Linked DNA regions of Homo sapiens: region 1 is linked to region 2. The links are chromatin contacts, found by Hi-C or POLR2A ChIA-PET in ENCODE. All regions are on one chromosome and are shown on one strand. The core of a region is the stretch at or near the end of the contact, and the rest is flanking DNA. Distances in the headings are between cores, read along the strand shown.

The links. Hi-C counts contacts between places; a loop is a spot of excess contacts on that map. ChIA-PET counts read pairs that join two places held with the same protein, here RNA polymerase II (POLR2A). Pooled maps may share reads with other maps.
Region 1: a map of ascending aorta shows a loop between it and region 2 (5-fold over the local background). The contact joins two enhancer-like sites. A Hi-C loop is called at or near these places in 3 of 168 maps with a recorded cell type or tissue (Right ventricle myocardium inferior, ascending aorta and chondrocyte) and 3 of 50 pooled maps. POLR2A ChIA-PET finds 5 or more read pairs at or near these places in 1 of 52 experiments (OCI-LY7).

What each region holds. Positions count from the first base shown.
Region 1 is chr11:103,771,871-103,775,334 of GRCh38, reverse strand. No RefSeq gene overlaps it. Among named protein-coding and RNA genes, the nearest start is that of MIR4693, 76 kb to the left of the region's middle. Within about 2 kb of position 1,659, at least 2 of the 41 ENCODE cell types and tissues checked have a DNase peak (open chromatin) inside an H3K27ac peak, as active enhancers do; they include ascending aorta, where a contact is called at or near this core.
Region 2 is chr11:103,698,346-103,701,946 of GRCh38, reverse strand. No RefSeq gene overlaps it. Among named protein-coding and RNA genes, the nearest start is that of MIR4693, 150 kb to the left of the region's middle. Within about 2 kb of position 1,251, at least 4 of the 41 ENCODE cell types and tissues checked have a DNase peak (open chromatin) inside an H3K27ac peak, as active enhancers do; they include ascending aorta, where a contact is called at or near this core.

The DNA.
Region 1 (3,464 bases), core at 410-2,909, 73 kb before region 2:
GATTAAAGGCATCAAAGGATTGATGACGTCTATAAATATAAAACAAACCAATATTGCTGGCTGCCGCCTCCACCAAACAGAACCTGGAAATTAATAAGGCAATTGTTTCATCAGGAAGGAGACCACAGACCACAGGTCTTGGGTGAACAGAGAGGGAAAATGGGCACATTTCTGCTTCCCCTCTTCTAACCCTCCATGCCTGTTACTCTGGTTTCCTGGCCTATTCCATCCCTATCTTGGGCCCTATCCCCCAACTCAAATTCTCCCAGCTCTTTATCTTCTCTGAAGAATAACTGCAATCTTCTCAGATAAAAATGGCGGAGTGAAAGTATTTGTTTTCTTCTCTCCCTCTGTGGCCTATTTCTACACAAGGTACAACTGGGCATTTGAAGTTTATTCACCAATCTCCTCCTGGTACCTCTTCCTCCCCATGTCCCCCCCCACATACTCTGCCCAAGAACAGAAACCATGTTTGGTGTTTGTACTTTAAAATAATTATCAGTATAGTCATCATTTTTTAAAATAATGACAATAATAATAGCTATCATTGACTAAGTGCCCACTCTACATAGGTGCCATGTAATTTTCACAAAAAGCAGAGAAGTTAACTAAATTGACCAAGATCATGTGACAAGCAGAAGTAGCGTTGGGTTTGAGCCAAGCTCTGGTGGCCCCTTAAGGGCCTACTCTTTTCTGTCTGCCACACAACCTCCTGTGATCCTAGCTACCAAGTATGGAGAACCAACTGTGAGCCAGACACCATGTATTAGTTTGTTCTCACGCTGCTAATAAAGACATGACCCAGACTGGGTAATTTATAAAGAAAAAGTGGTTTAATGAGCTCACAGTTCCACATGGCTGGGGAAGCCTCACAATAATGGCAGAAGGCAAAAAGCATGTCTTACATGGCAGCAGGCAAGACAGAACAAGAGCCAAGCAAGAGGGGAAACCCCTTATAAAACCATTGTATCTCATGAGACTTATTCAGGAGAACAGTGTGGGGAAAACCACCCCCATGATTCAATTATCTCCCACCAGGTCCCTCCCACATGTGGGAATTATGGGAGCTACAATTCAAGATGAGATTTGAGTGGAGACACAGCTGGACCATATCACACCATAAAGGCATATATGTACATTTCTTCATTGTCACAGCACCTCTGTAAAGGAAATATACGGGTCCCACACAGTAGCGGTCCTTGGAAGCATTATTCACAGCTTTCCTTTCCCTTTCAGATGTCAGAATACATACAAGATATAGAATGTTATCGAATGTCAGTGAGAGGTGGCTCACGCCTGTAACCCCAGCACTTTGGGAAGCCGAGGTGGGTGGATAACCTGAGGTCAGGAGTTCAAGGCCAGCCTGACCAATGTGGTGAAACCCTATCTCTACTAAAAATACAAAAATTAGCCAGGCGTGGCGGCAGGTCCCTGTAGTCCCAGCTACTCCGCAGGCTGAGACAGGAGAACTGCTTGAACCCAGGAGGCAGAGGTTGCAGTGAGCTGAGATCGCGTCACTGCTCTCCAGCCTGGGTCACAGAGCGAGACTCTGTCTCAAAAAACAAACAAACAAATAAAAAAATCAGTCGAGCGTGGTGGCCGGTGCCTGGAATCCCAGCTACTGCGGAGGCTGAGGCAGGCCAACCACTTGAACCGGGGAGGCAGAGGTTGCAGTGACCGGAGATGGCGGCTGCACTCCAACCTGGGTGACAGAATGAGACTCTGTTTTAATAAATAAATAAATAAATAAATAAATGATAAGATGAAAAACTATGCAGCCACTAAAAATAACATATTTTTTAAATGTTAAGTTAAAAAGTAGCATTCAAAGTTGATTTAGGGAAAAAAGAGAAAAAATAGAAAAATGGCTTAAAACCCCTTTCCCACTTGCCCTGCGAATACTCACTGGCAGTGCTTGAGGCTTCATCATTTGCTTCCAGATAACTTTGCCACAAAATATCTTGCTTTTGTTACTATTTTCTCATCCCTCTAGTATATTGACTTTGGAAACAAAAGACATCCTTCTATTTATAGCATTCTGTTTTTAGTAGTGGGTGCTTCCTCTTACAAAACATAGTGGTTCTCTATCACTAAAAATGTCAAATCCTGGAGAACATAGCATTCCTACATGTGATGTCAACATTGTTCTCGAACAGTTGTTGGCTGAAGATTCATGTGATGAATCCAATTTTTCTGAAATAGATGATTCTGATGATTCAGATGATTCTTATGTTAGTTCTGTTTAAAAGTAACTCCAAGAACAATATTTTATTTTCACATTGAAAATCAGTCAGATTTGCTTCAGCCTCAACGAGCGTGTTCATGTAAAATTAAGTGTGCGCCGGCAGTGAGCTGCACTTTTTTTCTAAACGGGAAAAGAGTTAAAGGAAATATATGTCAACTTCCTTGTACATTTTTAAGTTTTCCAATGCATTTTTTTTTTTGAGACAGGGTCTCACTTTTTCACCCAGGCTGGTGTGCAGTGGCACGAATATGGCTTACTGCAGCCGTGACCTCCCAGGCTCAAGCAATCCTCCCACCACACCCTCCCAGGTAGCTGGGACTGCAGACGCATGCCACTGTGCCTGTCTAATTTTTGTATTTTTTGTAGAGATGGGGTTTCATCATGTTGTCCCGGCAGGTCTCAAACTCCTGGACTCAAGCGATCCATCCACCTCGACTTCCCGAAAGTGCTGGGATTACAGGCGTGAGTTACCACGCCTGGGCTTTCCAATGTATTTTTAAATTCTCTCCCTACCTCCCATTTCTCTCTCTCTGCTTCTTGATCTTTTAAGTAAAGAAAATGAATAGATAGAATAGAAATGATAACATTCTATCTCCTTTATGTATTCTGACATCTGAAGGGGAATGCTTGCGCTCTCTGCTACCTGGCCTCCTCCTCTGCTCTGCCAGTAAGTGCTTTTCCACTCTCCTGGATGAGCATTGCATGAGTCTGAACATGGTAAGGACTGATTGATTGATTGGTTGATTGGTTCATTCATTCGTTCATTTAGTTAGCTATTATCCCAAATCATATTTTAGAAAAATAAAAAAATTCACTTTACATTCAGGTCTTTACAGATTTTGAGAAATACTTCTCAAGCCAAATCTGTAATGATGATTAATATTGCTACTATACATTAAATTTTTTGATTCTGTAAAATTTAAAAAACAGACATGGACATAGTGAAGAAAATGGTAAATTTAATGTAATTTATTTTAAAGGTATACTTTTATATTTATATTAGTTTATGTAATATGTGATTTTAAAGATATGTGTTAAACTAAATTAAATAGTATGAATTAGCCAAAGACAACTTTTGAAGGGAGTGGTTATTCTAACTGGGAAAATAGAAACATCATCTTTTACTTGGAGTCGAGTTCTATTTGGAGTTGCTTTATACTCAGGCACCTTCTCTTACCTCTAAAATCTCCCATGGCCTTCGCCTCCCTCTATCTCTCCT
Region 2 (3,601 bases), core at 2-2,501:
CCACAAGAAAAAAATCTACATCTTTCTATTTTGAAAACACATGTTTAATCAAGACCATCACCTAAACTATGATTTTTTAAAACTAAAGGTGAGATTACATTCAAACAAATTTGTAAACATTTTATGTAAGTATGCACTCAGCTTTAACGTTTACCATCTTCTGAGCAGCCACCTAGATCTCTCAGCATACAGGTGATGAAATTTTGTGTAATGGATAGACGTACACACACACACACACACACACACACACACACACACACACACATTCAGGTTTCTGCTTCCAAACCTTTTTTCTCTACTTCTAATACTCTACATTCTTCTTGGTTACATCTATGGCATTTCGTTGTTGACATACAATTGCTACGATTTCCCTCAATGCATTCATTCATTCTTCACCCAACTCTGCTTCCAGGAGGTGGCATGGCTGGACCAGGTACTCAGGTTAATACTAAATAAATGTTCTGCTGATCCTCGCAGACTTAATTTTTATCATCATTTGCCACAGTTCTGAGAAGGCTAGCCAAGAACTTGGCCTGATGTGTAAATGTGCAATCTCAACGATTTACAACATCAAATAATAAACCTCAATCTTTTCACTGGGAAATCAGTGTCTCCTACCCTTGTCTGCATGGTAGCTATGTGAACGTGCAATTGCAAAGACATTTGGGGGAAAAAAAATCATGGAAACATTTGCATCCCTTCAGTCAGAGCCATTTCTGCAGTTCTTACTGGAACATTCCTAAGGGTGAGCTTGCTGAATTTTGACAACAAGAAAATGTCAGCCAGAGAATGATATTTAACTCATTTGCACTGTAGTTTGCAGTGCACAAGGTGCCAATTAAAAAGCCAGAGGAGAGGCAGAAGAGCCTGTCTCTCAGCTTGGCTGGAGTAAGATATGATATTAATTATTAAAGGGACTCAAAATTAACAACAGCTAAGACAGAAGAAGTGCTACTTTCAAGTACAACAGGAGCTGAAATGCTGCACTGAGAATTGAGTTAAGCTGAAATGGTTTCTAGCTGCAACAAAAGGGAGTTAGAAAGCTGTCAAGAAATGTTCCCCAGCAGGGTTATTAAATGCCTAAATGATTACTGATGGAGGTTGTGAAATCTTGTTTTCTGGAGGTTTAAGAAACAAAAAGAATAGCCAAGTATTTTATAAGGCATTTACTGTGTGTGACAGTCCTGCATTAGACACTGTGATTCAGCCATGAACTAGAAGGCAAAGTTCTGGCCAACAGAAAGCTCACATTCCAGGACTGCAGTCTTTCCTTAGTCACAGAGGCGTCCATGTCCTCAGTCTGCCCACTATGCACCTATTAACTCATCAGATCTGCATCTCTAGATTCATCTCCTCTATGCCAGGTATTATACCAGTCAACACTTTATGTATTTCATCCTCATGACAACTCCACATGGTAAGAATTATTTTATTCATTTTACCAATTAAAAACTGAAACTAAATTAGATATGCAATTTAATTAAGATTACAAAGCCATGTGGGGTAGATTTGAGATTAGGTTTTTTAATTGCAAGACTAATACACTGTTTTTCCATCTCACCCTGCTACCTCTATTCTGTCTCCTCACCACTGGGGCTACCCAAGGCTTGGACATGCTATGTGTTATTCCCTCCTGCATCTATCATCTCATAAGGCAGGAGTATTTTTAGCAATGCTTCTTGGTATCATGAATGTTTAACTGGAGCCCAGATAGTGCCCAGATCTTTGTGCTTTCACCATTTAGTGATTCTAGTGGGAGGAAGTTCAACGGAGGTAAGCTGGTATGAAAGAGATCTGAAGGTGGCAGAACCTGTCACATCTCTCAAATTACATAGCATAGGGTGGGGTGGGGCGGGGGTAACTTCTGTGACTGTGGCCTAGCTCTGTATTATTGGAAGTGGTGAGAGAGAGATTAATTTAGGCCCTCTCCAAAAGACAAAGAAAAATATCCAAAAGTACATTTGTAAAATGGTTACTTGGAACTCAGAATGAGTATTTACAAAGAAGTTAAGCTAGTGGGATGATATCAATAAAAATGGCAGAGTGAAAAACTGGGTACCATAGCACATACCTGTAGTCCCAGCTACTCAGGAGCACAAGCAGTTCAAAGCCAGCCTGGGCAACGTAAGGAGACTCTGTCTCCAAAAAAAGAAGGAAGGAAGGAAGGAAGGAAGGAAGGAAGGAAGGAAGGAAGGAAGGAAGGAAGGAAGGGAGGGAAGGAGGGAAGGGAGGGAAGGAGGGAAGGAGGGAAGGAGGGAGGGAAGGAGGGAGGGAGGGAGGGAAAGAAGGAGGGAAAGGCCGAGTGAGGTCCTCTGAAACTTTTCTCCTCCATAAAAGCAATGGAAAAACATGACAAAAATTCTAAGAATCTACACTGGAAATTAACAAAAGGCTTTCTGCAAGCCAGAGAGATTTCATTGAAAAAATAGAGCAGAATACTAATAAGAACAGCATGCTTTGTGGCATTTAAACTCAACATATTTCCACCTTTCCCTCTCAGCTCCATGGGAGCTTAAAAGCCAACATCCTACAATCATGATGAAAACCGGCAGCCTGGCAGTCAGTGGAGAGGGCAGAATGAGGTTGGAGCACCTTCAAAGCCTCATTCGTGAGAATTTTCATTATGCGACCTGCTGGTGGATTCTGGAATACCAATTATTTAGCTGGACTCAGACATCTGCTGTACAACATTGTGTTTATGGTTAACAATGTATATTGTACACTTAAAAATTTGTTAAGAGAGTAGATCTCATGTTATGTGTTTTTTACCACAACAAAAAAGCACTCAGATTAGAAAGGAAGAAGCAAAGCTATCTGTATTTGCCATAATCTTATTTGTAGAAAATCTTAATGAATCCACAAAAAAATTAGGAAAGCTGGTAATCAAGTTCAGCAAAGTTGCAGGATACAGGGATTTCTGTACAATAGCAATGATCATTCTGAAAATGAAATATCAAGAAAATCTACTTACAGTAGCATCGAAAATAATAAATGCATCAAAAGAAGTAGAAGAGTGATTAAACTATGAATGATTAAAGACTACTTAAATAAATGTAAGTGTATCTCCTGCTCATAGATTAGAAGATAATATTGTTAAGATGACAATAGTCCCCAAATCAATGTACAGATTCAAATTCAATGTAATATTTATTAAAATCCCAGATGACTTCTTTGCAGAAATTTACAAGCTGACTCTAAAGTTCATATGAAAGTGCAAGTGACATAAGATAGCCAAAAATCTTGAAAAAGAACAAAGTTGGATAGCCCACACTTCCCAATTTCAAAACTGGCTACAAAACAATAATAATCAAGACTGTGTGGTACTGGTATAAGGATAGACATATAGACTAATGGAATATAATTGAAAGTCTAGAAATTAAGCAATAAATGTGGAAGCAATTAATTTTCAAAAATAGTGCCAAGACAATTCAATGGGTAAAGAATAGTTTTTTCAGTAAGTGGTGTTGTGAAAAATGGACAGCTCCATGCAAAAGAATGAACTTGGACCCTAACTCTCACCATATACAAAAATTAACTCAAAATGAATCAAAGATCTAAATGTAACAGCGACAACTATACAACTCCTAGAAGAAAATGTCGG